Regions from separate parts of the Homo sapiens genome. Here region 2 is linked to region 1. Evidence: chromatin loops called from intact Hi-C (ENCODE). Cell type or tissue: HepG2. All regions are shown on one strand. Links, peaks and the distances in the headings refer to the core of each region. The heading gives the core; the rest is flanking DNA. Region 1 overlaps KCNIP4 (potassium voltage-gated channel interacting protein 4). Region 2 overlaps KCNIP4 (potassium voltage-gated channel interacting protein 4).

Evidence for each region. Peaks named below come from ENCODE experiments on the same cell type or tissue, not always from the same donor. Only the 100,000 strongest peaks of a DNase experiment are listed, where the experiment ranks them.
Region 2: it touches region 1 in a loop (7-fold over the local background); 3 of 110 quality-filtered maps call a loop at or near these places.

Annotation. Positions count from the first base shown.
Region 1 is chr4:21,762,411-21,773,707 of GRCh38, forward strand. All of the region lies in intron 1 of KCNIP4 (potassium voltage-gated channel interacting protein 4), which reads right to left. Among named protein-coding and RNA genes, the nearest start is that of KCNIP4-IT1, 85 kb to the right of the region's middle. In HepG2, for the core only: CTCF peaks have their summits at 3,577 and 6,155 (motif pointing left); a DNase peak (open chromatin) is centred at 6,161.
Region 2 is chr4:21,179,580-21,190,876 of GRCh38, forward strand. All of the region lies in intron 1 of KCNIP4 (potassium voltage-gated channel interacting protein 4), which reads right to left. Among named protein-coding and RNA genes, the nearest start is that of MIR7978, 280 kb to the right of the region's middle. In HepG2, for the core only: a CTCF peak has its summit at 5,417 (motif pointing right); no DNase peak of the experiment used is centred there.

The DNA of each region.
Region 1 (11,297 bases), core at 1,395-9,394:
GTTGTCTTTTCTCATTATGTTTTTCCCATTTCTTATGTGCAAGTTTCCTTATTTTATATTTTCCCCATTGCCTAGTACACTGCTAGGCTCAATAAATCTGGGCTGCCTTTAACTTATAAAATACTAACAAAATTAATTTTGAGCAGAACTGGTTGCTGTTAGTTAGACGAATCTCAGGAAAAAAGCCAAGGGTACTGTTCCTCATCTGCAAACATAAAACAAACCAGCAAGGACACCACTCTTATTTTATTCTTTAGTGTTAAAGCCAACCATCATAACCAAAGATGGCATCTACAAGACAACATTTAAACACTTTACCAGCGTCATTAGTGGGCTGGGTCAACGAGACTCTTCCACGAGTCATCAAAACCATCTTCCAGTCATGACTCTTCTTTATCTGAATAAATGTTCACATGAAGAATGTGTATATATAAGTGTGAGAAAGGAAAGGAGAATCCCAGAAGATTGGGAGGGGGGTGTAGGTGGATGGAATTGGAGGGAAGGACTCACATGATGATCTGACAGGTGCTCCCACTTCCGAAGTCTCCCTCTGGGACCACTGGGTGTAAGTCTTCTTGTCAAGGACAGCACTTGGTACACAGCGAATGCTCAATAACCGCTTCTAGATTGAATGGACATATGCACAGTTTGCCTAATTTCCTCGTCAGGACACTCAGGAATGCATTCCTAACAACGAGCACAGGTTCACCAGACAATAATTCCTTCACTGTGGTTGAATTCACACAAACAAAATGTGAAGAACATTGCCCAGATTATCATTTTAAATATAGCTGCAGTCTGCGTGTCATAAGAAACAAAGCCCACGGCTGTGCATTCCTCTAACACAATAGGCACATGCCATCCGGTGCTTATTACACACAAGGTGCTGGTGATTATGGTTATATACATAGAGACAAAACGGGCAACTAGCTTAGCCTAGTTATAACTAACAAATACACTTGGCTTTATCTCTTTCCATAATGAAGGTTTAATCATTCCTTTCTTTTTCTTTTACTGAATAAAAAGAACTGGATAGAATTTTGAACATGATTCTACTGGCTAATAAAAACAACAATGTCTTCAGAAGTGTGGAGAAAAGCCTTAGCTAGTATTAAAGGGTAAATGTGCCATTCTAGAGTGTCTTCTGAGAGCCAGGGCATTAGCTGGCAATGGTAGGTATATAATAGCTTGGGTCTGTCCCCTGAGCTGGTTAACCTTGAGCAAGTTATTTCTCTTTTCTGAATCTCAACTTTCTCAGCAAAAGGAAATAAAGAAAACCCAGCACAGTTATTCTGAGGATTAAATAACATAAGTAGAATGCTTCTTCCACTGTATATGCTAAATTTTTCATTTCAGTCTTGTTATATACATCTTCCTTTTTGTTGAAAAATGAATGTGACAAAAGCAAGAAAAACAATCACTGATTTATCTGAAATTGTAAAAATTCTCAGGTTTGCTTGTTATGCTTTGAAAAAGGAACCCTCAGCCAACACACAGAATTTGGAAGCAGCCTGGGAGTTTTAATAGGTTTGCTAGGAAATGGGTTTCAGTGCCAGGAACTCCAGATCACAAGAAAATTTATGCAATTAGATCATTTGGTCTAAATGTGATTATGTATTTTAGTAATGAACAGTATGGTAAAGCCAGAACAATAGAAGGAAAGCAGTAAGAAGAAATTCAATTTAGTATAGAAGCTTCAGAGACCTGCAGAAAGGGAAATCATATATGCATGATAAGCAGGCATTTTCCATAATGGCTGGAGATAACAAGTAAATGATTTCAGACAATTGCGTGGAGGATACAGAGGGTACAGACTGGCAATTCTCAGAATGTGGCCATAACACCAGCCAGGGAGACAAACTTTGAAGTTCAGAACAGAAAAGGTAAAGATGTTAGAGGTGGTAGTACTGAGTCAGTGCCAATTAATGTGCAAAGTTTGCAACTCAGAAGAGAAATAAGAAAAGTCCAACCAGAAAGTTCATAAATGAGCTAGTTCAACTTGGAGAGAAAGTGGAAGAAGAGTGAGCCTTGGGCTATATCATGACACTGGGGCATTTGTTTTCAATGAAATATTTATATAAAAATGAAACAAGGTGTGTCATATTGGTACCCATAGTTGGTGATGATTAATTATGTCTGGTCAGGATCAGAAACCGGACTATATAAACCACTGCCAGCTAATGCATGTCTCCCAGAAGACATGAGAGGGTGGTGATGGCTTTGCTCTTTAATACTGGACTTTTGCTCCACATCCCTGGAAGGAATGGGCCATAGGGAGGCTTAGAAATCTTTTCTGCCCTTTCCACCAAGGGCTCAGATGAGAGCAAGACTAAGGGACCTACTTCCCTGTCCTTTTTTGCTTGTCTGCTATCCTTTGTGCTCCTTAGGACTGGGAAGTCCTCAGGCCTCCTCCAACCCCCAGACTAGCTGGAGGGGAGATGTGGAGTGTACAGGCATTGAAGAGAGGTGTTTGAAGAGTCAGGAGAAGAAGATTTTCCATGGAAGTTCAATTCATAAGCCCTTTGCTCTTCTCATTAAAAGCTGTGTATTGGAGGAGAGGCTCTATGAGACCCATATCACAGCCATGTCAACTTGGGATGGAGCCTAGTGTTTCCTCCCCAAATTAAATTGAGCTACTCTCAGGGAGTATACACTGTGGCTACAACAGTCAAATAATAATAATATTAGTACGAATTTAAAATGGGAAGTGCAATGGCTTTTTGTCATTGTTTTATTATGAAGAGAACCTTTTTTTTTTTTTCCGAGACAGAGTCTTGCTCTGTCACCCAGGCTGGAATGGAGTGATGCGATCTCAGCTTACTGCAACCTCGACCTCCGGGGCTCAAGTGATCCTCCCATCTCAGCATCCCAAGTATCTAGGGCAGAATCTAATCCTTTTTGTTTTATTGGGCCACTGGAGTGGTCTTATTAACTATGTTAATGGTACCCACTGCTCCAGGAGAAGGCAATGGTAAATGACTGTGTGTGTGAGCGTGTGTAACTGTGTGCGCATGTGTCCATGTTGCTTAACAAAAACTGTTTTATCCCTTTTTTATGCAGACTTGCTCCCTGGGGGAAAAGTGGTCAATTTCTGAGTTAGGGGCTGTTTGAAAGAGAGGAATTGTTCCCCTGGAGGGACATGGAATCAGGATGGTGACTTGAGCTTAAAGATGGACTCTGGGGTCAGAAACAGGGCTCCGTCTTCTTTTTCTTTTCTTTTTTTTCTTGTGTTAATACATATAAATGGGTCTTGTTTTATTGCTCAGACTGGTCTTGACCTCCTGACCTCATGTGATCCTCCCATCTCAGCCTCCCTAGTAGCTGGGATTACAGATGCAAGCCACCTGCCTGGCTGAGGGTTCCTTCCACAGAATCCCTCAGGACCCAGAGATCTTAGCACCAGGCCGTGAAAAAAAAAAAAAAAAAAAACAAACTGAAGATGTGTATGTGAGGACAGAAAGAGAGAGACAGATCAAGGAATCCCAGAGCCCAAGAGCAAAGATACTTAGGAAAAGGCATACAGTAAACTAAGCGGCCATTAGATTAGAAAGGAGCCATCTGCAATAGCGGCACCATGTGGTAATAATGTGTCATAGCAGCAGTGGACCAGGATTGTAGATTTCTCTTCCCTTGGCTTTTAAAACACCTGATTAACGCTCTCTGAGTCAGGGCTCTTGAATTACACAGGAATGCAGAAGAAGGTGGAAGAATAGGAAAACTCAGATGTCTTCCTGCTAACGGAGCAGGTGGTGGCCTGAACAATACATTATTTAACAAATGTGAGAAAGTAATTATTGGGGTTCTACAAGGTTTATTCTAGGCCATCCTATTTTCCATAAGAAGGTAGCACTGCACTTGGCGTATACCGATCTCATTTACTATCTCAATAATAACCCTTGAGACAGTTTCCCTTACCCACTTTATGCAAGAATAACTAAGGGTCAGAGAGTTCAAATAATTTGCACAAGGATTACTCGATTGTAAGAGTTTGAGCTGGGACTCACATGCAAGTTCATTTGTCTTCAAAATCCTGGGCTTCCAATCTCTGTTCCCCTTGCCTCCCCACAGTCTTAAAATAAATGTTTCCCAGGCTTCCCTCTGCTGCTATCACTGTTGGCATAAAGCGAATTTCCTCGACTGGTGAACCTAAAATTTTCTAACAACAATGATCTGCATAATTTCTCATAGTTTAAAAAGTTCTTATGAAAACAATTTCCTTTTCAGTCTTCCCACAATTTCATAAGGTAGGTAAAATAAAGATTATTATTATCATCTCATTTTATATACGAGGCAGGGAGGGCCCTAATTAATGTACTTATTTCAAAGTCTGGCATCTCTTAACAATAAACTTATTTCACTCTTTGTTAAACTGACCAGCATAGTCATGGACTGAGAGTCAGAAAGTGTGTGTTTTATTTATTCATTCATTCACTTGTGTAATTACAAATCCATTGAGTGTCTATCACCTATCAGGCATTATTTTAGGTACTGAAATATAGCAGTGATCACAACAAAGACCCTGTCCTCTTGGGGAATGCATTCTAGTGAAAGAAACAGAAAATGCACAAGGAAACAATGATTTGAGATCAAGTGTCAGGTAGTGATCATGGCAATGAAGAAAAACAAAGAGAACACAAGAAAGGGAGTCAGGGAATCTCTCTTTGCAGAGCAACATCTGAGAAGAGGTGAGGAAGAGAACTAGGGAGAAGACTTAATGCATTAAAGCTTTAGAAAGGAATTTGCTTTATGAAAGAATGAGAAGGCCATTATAACTGGAGCCCAACGAGCAAGGACTAGTGATACCAGAAGACACTGGAGGAGGAGACAGTCAGATCACACAGAGCTTGAAATGCCTTGTTGAGAGTGAGGGAGACTTATTGCAAGAATGATGGGAATCTATGTGGGGGTTCAGAGCAGGGTGGGGCAGAGCTGATACATGTTTAAAGGATACTTCCATGGCTCTGTGGAAACTTGACTCAGGGATGTGGGGTGGGGAGGCAGTGCAGAGAGAAATCAAGGAGATGGGGTTAGGAAGCAGATGGAGTGACAGGTGAGAGAGGTCGATGGCTAAGAATAGAATGGTAACGGCAGCTGGCTTTATTGCCAATTATGCAATACTTTTAGGTTCTATGACCTTGAGTTTAATTAACCTCTTTGGGGTTAATTAGCTTTTTTTAGCTTATTTTTATTTCAAAATACAGTTATTAAAATCCTTACAAGTCTGTAATGAAAGAAAACTTACAAAAAATTACATATCCTGAAATATATAAAACGTTAAATAACTGTTTTTCTCTTGCCATAGAGAAAAATATACACAGCGGGGACCTAATAAGCACAGAATTTGATTCAGAAATGGATTTAAAACATACACACTACTACCTGAAAGCAAGCATCAAATAGTTGTAAGTGCCAAAGCAACCAAACTTACCACCGACATATCTATTTCAGTATTGACAGAGCTCTTGGTTCTGGTTAAATAAATTAAAGATGGGAAAAGTGATAAAATGTCAATTAAGAAAGCCAACAAAATCCCCTAAAGGAAGAAGAGAAGCCATTCTTCTAACTTCAAAACTGATCCTTGCTGAAGACAAAACTTCCAAGAATTTGCTCTTATTATACACATCATTCCTTAAAGGGAAATTGACAGACATGGATATCAATCTCAGTTACACCACCAACTAGTGCCGATAAACCGCCAAGCAAGAGCTTCTAAATTTATGATTTGTGATTAAAACAAATATTTAGTAAAATAATTAGATGGACTAAACAGCATTTTAGAGAGCTTTTTAAGACCTAGGATTTTGGATACAGTATGCATCTTAACACAAAAATCATCAATTCTATATTGATAACTAATAATAATAAAATAAGTATGTAAGCATGTGAAGTATAGATTCTGCTCTCTCTCTAAACAGTACCAGAAACTCCTGCAGGAGTGCTTTGCTTGACTTTTTGACCTCTGAGTACGTTAATATTTTAAGGTAAATTCCGATTTAAGTACCCAAATGATTATAAAGCAGGGCTTCACCTTGGTGTTGTGGTTACAATTCTGCATATCAAGGAAAAAGAGAAATGCTTCACTCCCAAGTCTCGCTCCTCATTTTCAGTCTTGAGGTACCTTTGTTTACAAAGGATTTCTCACTGCTTGTTTTGTACTGCCACCTGCTGGTAAGCACCAAACTTTATTTTTATAAATGAGAAATCTATACACATCCACTCTTAGTTGGTGTTACACTCTCAGATTTTTATAAGTTTTAAGAAAGTTTCCTTCACATTTGCAATTATTAATTATTTCTCATGGTACAAAATTTTATATAACCATTAAAATATAGAAAACACAAATAAGGAATTAATAGATGCTGCATTTCCATCTCCCAGAGATAATCTCTGGTATACAGCCTTCAAGAACACACAATTGGGTTATATGATGTTTATCATCTAAAATCAAATGTGATGTCATTTAATAATTATTTGTTGGATACATTACATGTAATCATATGTCAATTTATTTTCAAACATTTGGAATTTTTTTCAATTTTTTTTGTTATTTGTTTGATGTAGCAATATCCTCGTTTTAAAACCTTATACTCAGCTCTAAGCTATATGAAATATTACTAGAAATATAGCTAGTACATCAAAGGACTTCAAAATGGGAAGGCCTTTGACATGTACAGACAAGTTCACCTCCAGAAGTCTATACGAATTCACACTCCTATAAAAGTGCTACTCTCTCCACACTGTCATCAACTCCTCCTTTTAAGTATTTTAAAAAAAACTACTCCAATCATATCCTGAAGGAAAACTGGATACTTTTATCATTTATATTTATTTTATTGGGAGTGAACATTTATATTCATATCTATTAACCGTTTCTATTTTTGCATTTCTAAAATGCCTTATGTCCCTCTGCCAGGTTTTCTATTTTAGTGTTTGTATAAAAGAGGAAGTAATCACTTTTCATGTATGTTCCAAATACTTTTGCTGGTCATATATTATTTGATTTCATTTGTGGTATTTTTAACAATAGACATTTTCAGTATTGATTTAGTCAATTACATCAGTTATTTCCTTCATGTGGTTTGCCTGTGGTTTTATGTTTAGAAATAACTTCCTTGTTCTTAGAATTATTCATTATTTTATCTTGAAGGAAACTGTTCGAATTCCCTCTGTCATGCAAGAAGATTTTATCTAGATATTTTTCCTGTGGCAGTTCACTAAGTTGCCTGGCATGAGACTGAAGGTTGATCTATGAGTCATTATCACATTACACCATTTGTTTTTTCTGTACTTATAGGAATTTATGACACTGACGTGCAAAATATTTTGAGGACTTTATAAGGAATCCCTTATTATGTCTATTAATGGGCTAGCCATCTCTCCTCCATAGCATTCCACACTTATAAATTCTGTTCGTCAATAAAAAGCAAAAATCATATTTTACATCAAATAAAACTCACCATAAAATTCAACCACAAACAGAAGCAGACTTCTATTATTGTGAGGTTACTAAAATGAGAATGGGACCTAGGAGGAGGGCAGCTTGGCCAGCTGCCAATCAATTCATACCAGAAGGTTGTCTTTTTCTTATTTATTTCTTCTAAAAAAAAAGAAAGATACATGTGCGGAACATGCAGGTTTGTTACACAGGTATTCATGTGCCATGGTGGTTTGCTGCACCTATTGACTTTTCCTTTAAGTTCCCTCCCCTCACCCCCTAACCCCCAACAGACCCTGGTGTGTGTTGTTCCCTTCTCTGTGTCCATGTATTCTCAATGTTCGACATCCACTTATGAGTGAGAACGTGGTGTTTGGTTTTCCATTCCTGTGTTAGTCTGTTGAGGATGATGGCTTCCAGCTTCATCTATGTCCCTGCAAAAGATATGGCCTCATTCCTTTTTATGGCTGCATAGTATTCCATGGTGTATATGTACCACATTTTCTTTATCCAGTCTATCATTGATGGGTATTTGGGTTGGTTCCATGTCTTTGCTATTGTAAATACATACCGTGTGCATGTGTCTTTATAGCAGAATGATTTATATTCCTTTGAGTATATACCCAGTAATGTGATTGCTGGGTCAAATGGTATTTCTGGTTCTAGATCCTTGAGGAATCACCATACTGTCTTCCACAATGGCTGAACTAATTTACATTCCCACCAACAGTGTAAAAGTGTTCCTGTTTCACCATAGACTCGTCAGCATCGTTTCCTGACTTTTTAATTACCGCCATTCTCACTGGCATGAGATGGTATCGCATTGTGATTTTGATTTGTATTTCTCTGATGATCAGTGATGCTGAGCTTCCATGTTTGTTGACCACGTAAATGTCTTCTTTTGAGAAGTGTCTGTTCATATCCTTTGCCCACTTTTTGATGGGGTTGTTTTTTTCCTTGTAAATATGTTTAAGTTACTCATAAATTCTGGATATTAGCCCTTTGTCAGATAGGTAGATTGCAAAAATTTTCTCCCATTCTGTAGGCTGCCTGTTCCCTCTGATGATAGTTTCTTTGCTGTGCAGAAGCTCTTTAGTTTAATTAGATCCCAGTTATCAATTTTGGCTTTTGTTGCAATTGCTTTTGGCATTTTTGCATGAAGTCTTTGCCCATGCCTGTGTCCCAAATGATATTGCCTAGGTTTTCTTCTAGGGATCTTATGGTTTTTGGTTTTAGATTTAAGTCTTTAATCCATCTTGAGTTGATTTTTGTACAAGTGTAAAGAAGGGGTCCAGTTTCAGTTTTCTGCATATGGCTAGCCAGCTTTCCCAGCACCGTTTACTGAATAGGAGATCATTTTCCCATTGCTTGTTTTTGTCACGTTTGTTGAAGATCAAATGGTTGTAGATGTGTGGTGTTATTTCTGAGATCTCTGTTCTGCTTCATTGTTCTACATGTCTGTTTTGGTACAAGTACCATGCTATTTTGGTTACTGTAGCCTTGTAGTATAGTTTGAAGTCAAGTAGTGTGATAACTCCAGCTTTGTTCTTTTTGCTTAGGATTGTCTTAGCTATATGGGGTATTCTTTGATTCCACATGAAATTGAAAATATTTTTTTTCCTAATTCTGTGAAGAATGTCAATGGTAGTTTAATGGGAATAGCATTGAATCTATAAATTACTTTGGGCATTATGGCCATTTTCATGATATTGATTCTTCCTATCCATGAGGATGGAATGTTTTCCCATTTGTTTGTGTCCTCCCTTAGTTCCTTGAGCAGTGATCTGTAGTTCTCACATCCCTCGTTAGCTGTACTCCTAGGTATTTTATTCTCTTTGTAGTGATTGTGAATGGGAGTTCATTCATGATTTAGCTCTCGGCTTGCCTATTGTTGGTGTAAAGGAATGCTTGTGATTTTTGCACAATGATTTTGTATCCTGAAACTTTGCTGAAGTTGCTTATCAGCTCAAGAAGTTTTTGGGCTGAGATGATGGGGTTTTCTAAATATAAAATCATGTCTGCAAACAGAAATATTGACCTCTTCTCTTCCTATTTGAATACCCTTTAATTCTTTTTCTTGCCTAATTGCCATGGCCAGAACTTCCAATACTATGTTGAATAGGGGTGGTGACAGAGGGCATCCTTGTCTTGTGCCCACTTTCAAAGGGAATGCCTCCAGCTTTTGCCCATTCAATATGATATTGGCTGTGGGTTTGTCATAAATAGCTCTTATTATTTTGAGATATGTTCCATTGATACCTAATTTATTGAGAGTTTTTAACACGAAGGGATGTTGAATTTTATCAAAGGCCTTTTCTGCATCTATTGAGATAATCATGTGGTTTTTGTCTTTGATTCTGTTTACGTGATGGATGACGTTTATTGATTTGCTTATGTTGAACCAGCCTTGCATCCCAGGGATGAAGCTGACTTGATTGTGGTGGATAAGTTTTTTGACGTGCTGCTGGATTTAGTTTGCCAGTATTTTAATTGAGAATTTTCACATCAATGTTCATCAGGGATATTTGCCTGATGTTTTCTTTTTTTGTTTTGTCTCTTCCCAGTTTTGGTATCAGGATGATGCTGGCTTCATATAATGAGTCAGGGAGGAGTCTCTCCTGTTCAATTGTTTGGAATAGTTTCAGAAGGAATAGTACTAGCTCCTCTTTGTGTTTCTGGTAGAATTCAGCTGTGAATCCATCTGGTCCTGGGCTTTTATTTGGTTGGTAGGCTATTAATTACCGCCTCAATTTTAGAGCTTTTTGTCTCTTCAGGGATTCAACTGCTTCCTGGTTTAGTCTTGGTAGGGTGTATTTGTCCAGAAATTTACCCATTTCTTCTAGATTTTCTAGTTTATTTGTGTAGAGGTGTTTACATTATTCTCTGATGGTGCTTTGTATTTCTGTGCAGTCAGTGACGATACCCCCTTTATCATTTTTTATTGCATCTATTTTATTCTTCTCCCTCTGCTTTATTAGTCTAGCTAGCAGTCTATCTATTTTGTTAATTTTTTCAAAAAACTAGCTCCTGGATTTGTTTATTTCTTGGAGGGTTTTTCATGTCTCTATCTCATTCAGTTATGCTCTGATCTTGGTTATTTCTTGTCTTCTGTAGCTTTTGGATTAGTTTGCTCTTGCCTCTCTAGCTCTTTTAATTGGGATGTTAGCGTGTCAATTTGAGATCTTTCCAGCTTTCTGATGTGGGTGTTTAGTGCTGTAAATTTCCCTCTTAACACTGCTTTAGCTGTGTCCCAGAGATTTTGGTACATTGCCTCTGTTCTCATTGGTTTGAAAGAACTTATTGATTTATGCCTTAATTTCATTATTTACCCAGGAGTCATTCAAGAGCAGGCTGTCCAATTTCCATGAAATTTTGTGGTTTTGAGTGAGATTCTTAATGCTGGGTTCTAATTTAATTGCACTGTGGTCTGAGAGACTGTTTGCTATGATTTCAGTTCTTTTGCGTTTGCTGTGGAGTGTTTTACTCCCAAGTATGTGGTCAATTTTAGAATAAGTGCCATGTGGCACTGAGAAGAATGTATATTCTGTTGATTTTGGGTAGATAATTCTGTAGCTGTATACTAGGTCCACTTGATCCAGAGATGAGTTCAAGTCCTGAATATCTTTGTTAATTTTGTTTCTCTTTGATCTGTCTAATGCTGACAGTGGGGTATTAAAGTCTCCCACTATTATTGTGTGGCAGTCTAAGTCTCTTTATAGTCTCTAAGAACTTGTTTTATGAATCTGGGTGTTCCTGTATTGGGTGTATATATATTTAGAATAGTTAGGTCTTCTTGTTAAATTGTTCCCTTTATTGTTATCTAATGCCCTTTTTTGTCTTTCTTGGTTTAAAGTCTGTTTTG
Region 2 (11,297 bases), core at 1,353-9,352, 580 kb before region 1:
ATATGTCAAGCTGGTATTAAGAATCATATAAATGCATGTGATGTCTGCAGGCAGGCACATGTGGGTGTTATGCATTGAAAAATGCATACATGCTATTTCTGGCTTGTGAGATACAGGCTAACTTTAATTTTCTTTGAATTTCCTTGTATTCTCTAAACTTCATACAAAAAAACTTATTTTCTTTCTATAATAGGTGAGAAAACAATGTTTTTTAAAAAATGCTTCTTTGCCCTTGTGTCCTTTCAAATGTCAACTCATTTATTTCTTTCTCTTAGCTATCTTTCTCCTTAAAGTACAGTTTACATAAGCTACCTCCTTCCACTTCTTTCCTGATTATTTACTTTTCAATCTAATGCCAGTTCATTGAGCCCCCATCATGGGTCATGCACTGAGCAAAGCACAGAGCAAGTCACTGAGGATACAAGGATGGTGGTGGCTGAAAAAATAATGTTTTTTTCCATCAAGAGCTTTAACAGGCTGCTAAGAAATGAAGTACTCTCTCCGTTGAATCTATCCCAAGAAATAAGTCCACAAAGACCACAAATATACCACAATGTTTATGATAACACCAGTTTAATAAGTACCTAAAAATGTAATTACTGAAACTCTCATAAATCTCACTTCTGCATCATTCCAAAATCCATAAACAAACACAAAAATGCTCTTAAAGTAATTCCAGATTAATAACATGAATCAAGCTTCTAGTACTAGAGTTTATGACTAGAATCCTAATAATAGTTTTTCATTGATGTTGCTTAAAAATAAGAAAAAAGATTGATTTATAGTAATAACATAGATATAAATATCTGTATCCCTAGAGTTCTGCTTTGCAAATATTAAAGAATTTTTTTATGGTGAGAAACCAATATACATTTATTAGATAATACTTGCCAATAAGTAAAAAGTAAATAAAATAAGAATCACACATATATATGAGTATAAATTAATCATTTTGGAGTGGAATTTACAGCTTCAGTTTTTACAGATAGTTTCTTTCTTTCTTTCATTATCTGGGTTAAACAAAGGAAGAAGAAACTACTGTTGGCAAGTTGCAATGGCTTCTTTCCTCTAATGTTTATATGTGTGTGTGTGTGTGTATTTGTGTGTATATATAATATATTTAGTATATTTGTGTATATATATAGTATAGTGTATTTGTGTATATATATTTGTGTATATATGTGTACATTTAGTATATATATTTGTATATACATACAGACATATATATATAAATCTTATCCTTATGTAGTGAATACAATACTATGTGAATACACTATGATTATGAAGTGATTATATAGTAACATTCTAATCTCCTGGTTATGAAAAAAATACTTAAAAGTTTATACTGAAAGGGGAGGATGTGTTAATCTGTTTTAAGTTTAGGCTACAGGCAGAATATGACTTCTCCCAACCAAAGGCAACATTCTTGCTAACTTTAGTATATGTTAGGTTTCAAATACCAAGAACAGAACTTGGAACAACATGGACATTTACAGGGCAATCACAGTAAAACCTGCTGCAGTAGAGGCACCTCAGATGGATGCTTAACCAGCCTTATAGGTCAGGAATATCCTCCTGAGGGAAATAGCATAAAGACATTTAAGCTGAGTCTTACAATGTTAGCTAGTCTGAGAGGAAACCAAGATAGGGTGACAAGTTTTTTTTTCCCACTTAATATCATTTGATTAAGTGTCCTTGATTTGATTAAGTGTCCATGCTTGGCTCCAAACATGGAAACTGGGAAGCTAAAAAATAGTCATTCTCTAGACATTAAAGCTGCAGCTTCTCTTAAGGCTGATTCTCAGTGATATTTTAGCTCTTGATCACATTACCTTACCGGGTTTGATCATCTCTAAGATTCTACTATAGGTGGGAGTATCACATGGATTGCACTGACTTTCAGGATCTTTGGATTCTCATCCATACGTTCATGCATCCATCCATCCATCCATCCAAACCATATGTACTCATATGTTGAAAGGGGTCATGGTTGATACCATGGTATAATGAGCTGTGAAGCTTCTCCATTTAGGGAGTTTTTCATGTAATAGGTAGGGCTAAGTCGAGTGCATGTGGCAGGCACAAGCAGAATCTGCAGAAGTTCTGAGAGTCCATGTAATCGAAACAGTCTCCTCTTTGACAACAAGGCAGTTTTTCTTCTGACTTCACTGCATTCATTACATACCATTACTACAGATACTGTAATTCTTTCCTTTGGGCCTTTAACATTCTCTGTGGGAACATTATTTATCAAAGAGTAAAATTTTGAAACTTAATAAAACAAACATAGGAGAGATTCATGACTAACACTGGTACAATAGTGCCCTTGGGTCAAACATTTGCTTTACTAAAATGCCAAACAGTCTCCAGTTTCTACCAATAAAACATGACTTCATTTGCTTTCAGCACTGTTGGAATGCCTCTACTATAGCCCTTAGTCAGAGGAGATATAATTATGACTATAGCTTCACTGATATTGGATGTTATAAGTGGACATTCAGACCAATTAGAAAGAGGAATGTCTGGGAAAGAACAGTCAAGGGAAGGAAGACTGTTGGCCTTGCAACAGGAGACCTAGCCAAGGGTATTTGACACATTAGATGCAGGATGCCTAGTGAAATACCTTGAGAAACAATAGTGAAGCTATGAATTGGAAGGAAACATTTCAGCAGAAGCAATCTGAATGATGCACACGATCATATCATTTTCTTGCTCAAAACAACCCAGTGATTCCTCTTTGGAATTAGAATAGGTCTCTTCAGGGGGACTGACAGCATCCTTGCAGTCCAGACCATACATTTTCTTTTTCCTTACTTTCAACTTTTCCTCTTTTCCCTCCCCCTGTCCTTTCCTTTCCCTTCCTTTCCTGTCTTTCTTTTCCTTTCCTTTCCTTCTAATAATACATTTAAGGGGTACAAGTACAGTTTTGTTACATGGATATATTGTGTAGTCATGAAGTATGGGCTTTCCATGTAACCATCACATGAATGGTGTACATTGTACCCATTAAGTAATTTTCTCATCTCCCAACCCCCTCTACCCTTCCAGCCTCACATCCTTCCAAGTCTCCAATGTCTATTATTCCATTCTCCATGTCCGTGTGTACACATTATTTTCAACTTCATCTATTCCATATTATCTTCTTAAAGTGTTTTAAAAAATTATTTTTAAATTGTTAAAATAGTATATATAGTATATATTTATCATATGTAACATGATGTTTTGAAATACGTATGCATCATGGAATGGTTCAAGAGAGATAATTTACATATGCATGCTCTCATTTTTTGTACTGAGAACATTAAAAATCTACTCAGCAATTTTCAAAAATATGTTATTAACTGTAGTCACATTGTTTGCAATAGATCTCTAAGTTATTCCTCCTATCTAAATGAAAATTTGTATCCTTTCACTTACATCTAACCCACCACCACTCCCAGCTCCAGACCCTGTTAATCACCGTTTTACTTTCTACTTCTATAAGATCAAGTGTTTTAGATTTCACATATATGTGATCTCTTGCAGCACACGTCTTTGTGTGCCTGGCTTCTTTCACTAAACATAATGTCCTAAAGGTACCTACATGTTGTTGTAAATGACAGAATTTCCCTCTTTTTAAAAGGCCAGATAGTATTCTATTGTGTATATGTACCACATTTTATTTATCCATTCATCTGTCAATTGACTCCGTAGTCTAGCCATTGTGAATAATGCTGCAATGAACATGAGTGTGCAGGTATCTCTCTTCAATTTATTTTTTTTCCTTTGGATATATTTATTTTCCTTTGGATATATACCCAGAAGTAAGATTTGCTGGATCACATGGAATTTCTATTTTTAATTTTTGGAGGAACTTTATGCAGTTTTCTGTAATGGCTGTGTTGTTTTTGTTTTTTTTTTTTTTGGTTTTTGGAGACAGAGTCTTGCTCTGTTGCCCAGGATGAAGTGCAGTGGAGTGATCTCAGCTCACTGCACCTCTGCATAATGGCTGTAATTTATATTTCCACCAAAAGTGTACTAGGGTCCTCCTTTTTTCCACATATCTGCCAGTACTTGTCATCTTTTGTCTTTTTGATAACAGCCATTCTAACAGGTGTGAAATGGTATCTCATTGTTCCCCCCCATTCTTGTTCCCTGATTTCCAATTGCAGGTCTTATCCTTCTGCTCCTTAAGCCTTCCCAGGCATTCCTCTTGCCTTGGAACTTGCTGTTCCTTCTACCTGGGAGTCTTTTCTCTGATCTTTACAATATGGATTCTCTCTTATGTAGATCTTAGCTCTAATGTCATCTCTTCAGAGATACTTCTGGTCACCCTGTCTACAGCAGCCCCTCCTTTCCTCTCCCTTCTCAGGCCATCACTCTCTATTCCTTTGCAATAATTGATTTTCCTTATATCGTATCTCACTACCAAAAATTGTTGTTTATTAATTTTCTTGTATATTGCTGCTTGTTTTCTTATTTATTGACAGGCAGTACAAAGCAGTGGTTAAGGATAAGAATAAACTCCAGAGTCAGCTTGGGTTTGAATCCCATCTCTATCACTATGCAGGTGACCATGGCAAGTTACTTAATTTCCCTATGTTTCAATTTTATCATTAATAAAATTGGGATAAAAATAGTACCTGCCTCATAGGATTATTGTGAGAATTAAATGAGCCAATCAGCATAAATCACTTAGAACAGTACCTGAAACATAGTAGCACTAAATAAATTGTTATTATTATTTGTCTTTTACATTAGAATAACAGTAAGAATCTTAGCCCTCTAGTTCAAATGCTGAATTCTCTAGCATCTAGCATAGTGTTTTGCAATAGCAGATACTCAATCAATACTTGAATAAATGTTTTATAGGAGATTGCCTAGAGGAGGAGAAGAAATTTTCAGGGGACTAGATCTGAAAAAGCAATTTAAGTCACAGATGAAAAGAAATTCGCTATTACGTAATGAAGACGAGAGATGGGAGGGGTTGTTAGCACAATTAGCTGTAACCTGGTATTAATGAGGCCAAGGTGATAGGTTTGGCACTTTTGTGTGTTCCACTTAGGTTCGTTCTCTGCCATGATCATTTGTTCTGCATTTGTATGGCTAGTCAGCTGTCTTATGCATCAATGCCCACAATCAGGAAGAGAGAGAACAAAGAAATACATTTATCAATTATGGCTAAGGAAAATCCATCTGAAAGTGTCTTCCTGATAAACAGTGGTGATTCTTGGTGTTGTCAATATGGCATATTTCAGTACTAGCTCTCTACTGAGTTCAAACCACCTAGCACAGGTGATCTCATACTAATAATATTTCCAGTGCTTAAACAACCCCCTCCTGAGATGGAAGTTGGGTTTGAGAAATTAGGATGAGCATTCCCAATTTCTTCTCCCTTCCTGAAATATTTTTGGTTGCCACCAGGTGGTACTAGGTAAGCACATCCGAACAGGACAATGTAGTTTTATTATACAAAAGATTGCCAAGAGTTGCAAAAAAATTCCTACGTATAACTTCTAGAAAGATTACTATTGTATAAGACAGAATACACTTCACTTTTGGTTTAGACTTTTAAAACAATGTTTCATACTATCTAATATTCAAATTGTGCTAAGGTTTGGGAGAAGACTCCATCTTCCTATGATGAACGCTTTCATTTTGGAGTAGCTTTTGTCTTAAGCAGGAATTAAAAATCCTAAGTCATGACAATTTCAGGTCTCCAGAGAAAGCCTTCTCATTTTCCCTTAGAAATTTACTTGGAATTTCGTCAGGAGTTTTCTTCCCCTCCTTTTCTTCTTTATCTTCCTCTTCCTCCTTTTCTGCTCATTCTCCTCCTCCTACTCCCTCTTCCTCTTCTTCCTCTCTGTCCTCTTCCTCTTCTTTTTCTTCCTCCTCCCTTTTCTTCTTCTTCTTCCTCCTCCTCCCCCTCCTCTTCTCCTTTTTCTCTTTTTCCTTCTCCTTCTTCTAATCTCCTATTTTCCTTCTCTGCTTCATAGACACGTGCTTTTGCCTGTCTTAGTTTACTCATCTGAGAAATGGGGCTAGAAATACATGCCTAACTAGGTTCTTTAAATGTGAAAGCATGTATTTGAGTGAGTAGTCAGTAAAAGATAGCTTGTCTTTGTCATCATCATTCTAATGGACATTTTCAACTAATCCTTAGGGTCAAAATTATTCCAGTTCATTTTCTTTATTTGATAGGATTTTAACTGTCTTTTTATCCATTTCCATAATTGGCAAATGAGTTCACATGAGGCATCTACTGTATCAGCATGCAGCTATGAGAAGAAGCATCAGAAAAAATAATTGCCACTGCCTGGGCACAAATTTTTCCCTCCCTGTCTTAACAAACTGCTTTATTTCTGACCCCTTAACTACAGTGTTTCTTGTTCAATGCTGAGTACATCTTGCAAACCAAGCTTGAAACACAGACCTGCTCTCTATCCTAGAGAGTAACCTTCTTTCTTTAATCTGAAACATAAATAACCTACCTCTTATTTCCAGGTGAATAGCTGTCTATTTCTATTTGACTTTCTGATCATGTGTCCACTTTTCCAAGCTTATATCCTCAATATCCCTTTTACAAAGATTTACCCTGTCTTTCCTTTTCCTCTGAGTATAATACTATTTTAAGAACTTTCTGCTCAGAACTTTTATTATCCTGAAGACTACAGCCAAATTGTCATAAGGAAACAGTGACTTTGTGAAAGAAGTATGTACTTTTCAAAGCTCAACTCCTTGTCCAGACACATCTGGCAACACCTACAAATACTGTCAGCTAAGGCTCCTGCTGTGGTCATAGAACTACAGCATTATCTCAGAGAGTCTGTAAAGTCCTCTTATTCTGGGGAAGTGGGTAAGAAAGTCGAAGTAGGGATGGAATAAGGGAAAGAGAGTGTAGATAAAAGAAATTCTCCTGAAGAGTATGTCACCTTTTCAAGCATCTCTAAGTGAAATTGGTTCAGATTCCTAATCTTACATACAATTCAATAATTAAAGAAGGGTTAAGATAAATTCAAATCGGCATCACTTATGCATTTAAAGAACACGTACAATTTTCCTTTCTGCTTTCTCAACCCTTTTTAAGTTTATTTGTTTATTTTTGAGACAGGATCTCACTCTGTCACCCAGGCTAAAGTGCAGTGGTGCAGTCCCATCTCACAGCGGCCTTCACCTGCCACGCTCAAGCAATCCTCTCACCTCAGTCTCCCAAGTAGCTGGGACTACAGGCATATGCCACCATGTCCAGTTAATTTTTTAAATTTTCTTTTGTAGAGACAGAGTCTTACTATGTTGCCCAGGCTGATCTTGAACTCCTGGGCTCAAGGGATCCCTCATCCCAAAGTGCTGGGATCACAGGTGTGAGACACTGGGCCCAGCTCAATCTTTTTATTTAATAGCCCAACTTCACAGGATTTAGAAAAAATAGTCACCAAATATCCTATTTTAGGGTAGCATGAGCATTTTCTTTTTCCTGAACTCCATATGTTTGGCTTAAGGCAATGTGGATATTTTCTCATTTTATTTTATTCTCAGCAATATAGCAAGAAGTAATTCATTTATTTTGTTAAATCTCTAATGTATAGCTTAGCTGAAGTCAATAAAAGTCAAAGTTACCATTCACATAGGCTATGGTCCATTTCTGACAATCTCAAAACCATGCCATGGCACTTAAAAAAACCTGCTATTTTATATGTATACTTAGGTTTCTCATTCAAAACTAAGCAAACATGGAATTCAAAGGAAGTTAATCATGTGTGACTGCAGAGTGGAAATAAAATGAAATTTCTAATGGTAACAAATATATAATCAGATCATTAATGTTTATTAAGGGCAAAGGGACATTCCAAACACTGCGGCAAATTGTAAAGTGCTGTAACCTCTAAGAGTGAGACCTGCTCTGTCATCCTCACTGAGATTTCTACCTAATTCGTTAAAATTCATTTTTGTTTATTTTAAGTATGCATACTTGCCCTCTGCTAGGAACAGAGGGAAATGCGTGAAAAGGTTAATGGGGTTTTGATTACTTGAATGGGCAGAGGAGAATTCCTTGTCAGGAGCACATTGCCTGTAGGTCAAACTGGTTACAATAATGCCCTATGGTTTTAGGGCATTTAGATTCTCCTTACTAATTCTTCAGAATCCTCATTTTTTTTTTCTGCAGGTATTTTTCTCTGCCTGCAGATCATGCACTCTCTATGCTCAATACATTCTGACAACACACTAGTCCTGCTCTAATTCACCTGAGACAAAATGGCAGCAAATACAAAATAACCTTCCAGGCTGGCTCGAAATTAGCATAGGCTCTGTAGCCCAACGGCCCCAGGGCTGAAAACTGTACCCTTTACTAGACAGATAACTTTGGGAAAGTCACTCAATTTTTCTGAACTTCAGTTTTATCATCTGTCAAATGGGTCTAACTATCAATAATGACAATTGCTGCCAATTCCCAGTTCATCAGGTAGATGTGACAGTAATATGAGAAAACTTTTACAAATCATGTAGCACATAGTCAACAGATCAGTATTTACTAATACTACTTAAGTATGTGGAGGAAATGCTTGTCATATTTAATAATTTTTAGTTATTTATCTTAGTCATGAGTTTTGATTATTGACAACATTGCTCCAAAGAGTTTTGTTTTAATTGCCTTACAGATGCTGTGTTATAAAGGAGGACAGTTTTGTGCTGGAGTGAAGGATAAACACAGGGGAAAGGCACATTTTCAAAGCAGCAATCTCTTGACTAGCCATATCCTGCTTTTTACTCACTTAAACCTCTAAATCCACAGCTGCAAGCAACCAAAGGCCACAAGTCCCAAAGAAGCAATCTAATCAAAGAAAACATTGAATCAAACTGGCTTCTCTCCCTTCTCCTCAACTGGCATGAAAAATGCTAAAGGTGGTAATAATAATAATATATTTAACATTTCTCATGTTTTTTGTTTCTAAAACATATGGTTTCTTGCTACATGTAGAGAATTGCTAAGACATTCATTTCAGCTTTCAGCTCTTGCAAATTAAACATACGTTGTGTAAAAACTACTTTAAATGAATGATTTTTGAAATGAAGTTTTAAAAAGTACTCTTTGAGAGATGAACTCCCTTTTTTCCATATATGTATCTGGATTTCTTTATGTCTTTTTTGAGTAGCATCCCCTCACAAGAGTAGCATCCCGAAGGAAACTTCATAGCATTAACCATCATGGTAATAGATTAATTACTAATACAAGTATTTGTTTAAGGTCTAACTTATTAACTAGAGGGTGAGATCTCTAACAGCAGGGGTCCTGCCTGTTCACCACTTCATCATCAAAATCTAGAAAGGAGCTAGGCACATAGTAGAACCTCAAAAAAGTTTGGAAAGGCAGAACAGGTTGTGGTGAGGAGACAGCTGTAGAGTTAGAAAGTCCTAGAATTGAATCTGAATAAAACCTTACACACTCTTTGCATACTTGGGCAAAATTCTTAAGTTCCCTAATCAGTTTCCTCTTTGATAAAATAAGGAGAATAATACTTATGTTGCAGAGCTATTGTAAAAAGAGTAAAATAATAATGTATCTAAAGCATACAGAATTATACCTGATGCATTCCAAGTGTTTTATAAATAATTGCTATTATAATTATCATGATTACTGTATAGTGGATACATGTAGAATTAATTATTTAATGTGATGCTGAGGACCAGGCCTTGACTATTGAGTCTTTTTAAAGGCATTGTCTCCCAGTTTCCCATCTGCTTCACAGCTCCATCCATATGCCTTTTTGAAATACACATCCAGCTCCTGGTCCTTTTTAAACTTCGAGAAAAAGCATCTTATGTCATCAAATGTCAATGTAATATTAAAGGCATTTGTATCTCTGTTTAAGATCCCACATCTGTTATCAGTTAATATTTTGAGAGATTCTTACTAGCAGCAGTTTCTGATCCATGCCATAAAAAATGCTTTTCATAAAATTGTGTACAAAACCCACTTATGTTTTAAAAGCCCAATGATAGCTCACTAAGTATAGTGATTTCTTCAACATGATGTTGTCATCTGATAGGTGTGTAGGGAAGCAAAGCACATTTGCACTTGTCCTAAGAAATAAAAAGGGTCCTTCTGAAGTTCATTTAACTCAACTTTTCTATTCTCCTCAGTTAAAAGGTTTTGCCACTTGAGAGTGAAAAATTATGACCATAGAAATTACATTTTAGTAATTACTCAGATTTATAAAATCATTTTTCAAATACCAAAGGTCTAGTAAAACATTAACATTCAGGGATTTCACTTTCCCCTTTATTTCTAAAATTTGCATTTTATGTTATGCCTTCAGCTTTTCTAATGAGGATTCAAAACATGTTCATCATCAAACCATTGATGCATCTGGATGTCTACAACTTTGTAGTTTAAGTCCATCCCTTATACAGTAGATAACTATTGAAGAAAACCAAAACTAATGTAATCTTTGTGAAGAAACAGGGTTTTTTTCAGAAATATGAGACTAGAGACCCAAAGATTTCAAAATTTCTGTGGGAGTGTTGATGGCCGTGGCCATTTCCCACTCCTGAATACTAATTTTGCATGTTCCCAAACTGCAATTCTTTGGAGTCTCTTGAGTCATCTTTTAGTTGGTAATATTGTTGTTGCTTCCTTTGCTAAGTATAATCTACTAAACAATCTTGGAGTTCTGATTACAGACCACTGCAGTATCTTTTAAGTAACTCTGGGAAACATGAAGCCTAATGTTTTGGTTCGTTAGTATTGGTTAGTATTCATTAGTATTGGTTCGTTGGTATTGGTTAGTATTCATTAGTATTGGTTCGTTGGTATTTGGTTCAGCAGTATTGGTTAATATGATTTCAAGTATGGAGGAGAGCACCGCCCAACAAGAATGCTGTGTGTGCCACACCTCCCTTACCATTTGAACTAAGTGCAACCTTTCATTGTTTCTTTTTGCGAGTGGGTGGGGGGGGGCACTGAGGGTGGGAGGGCAACTCCTATGTACCAGACATGGAATCAGGTGCTGGAGATTCAGTGATAAACCAGGAAAGATGAATGAAACCCAAAAACCAAACTAGAAAGGTTAGCAAACAGTTATCAACCAACATTCTAAACCCCAATGGCTTTAAAGGTAAGTCTAGGGATGTTGTACTTTATTTGCCATCTCTTAAAAAAGGAATTAAAAAATACAAGAAGAAAGAAACTCTAATGGCCAGTAGCCATAAAATCTATTTACATATTCTTCCACCTCTCAAGTCTCATGCAAATTAATGTGTAATTACATTTAGATGGCGCAGCTGCTCTGACACTCTGCTCCCAGCTTTTATTTCTGAGT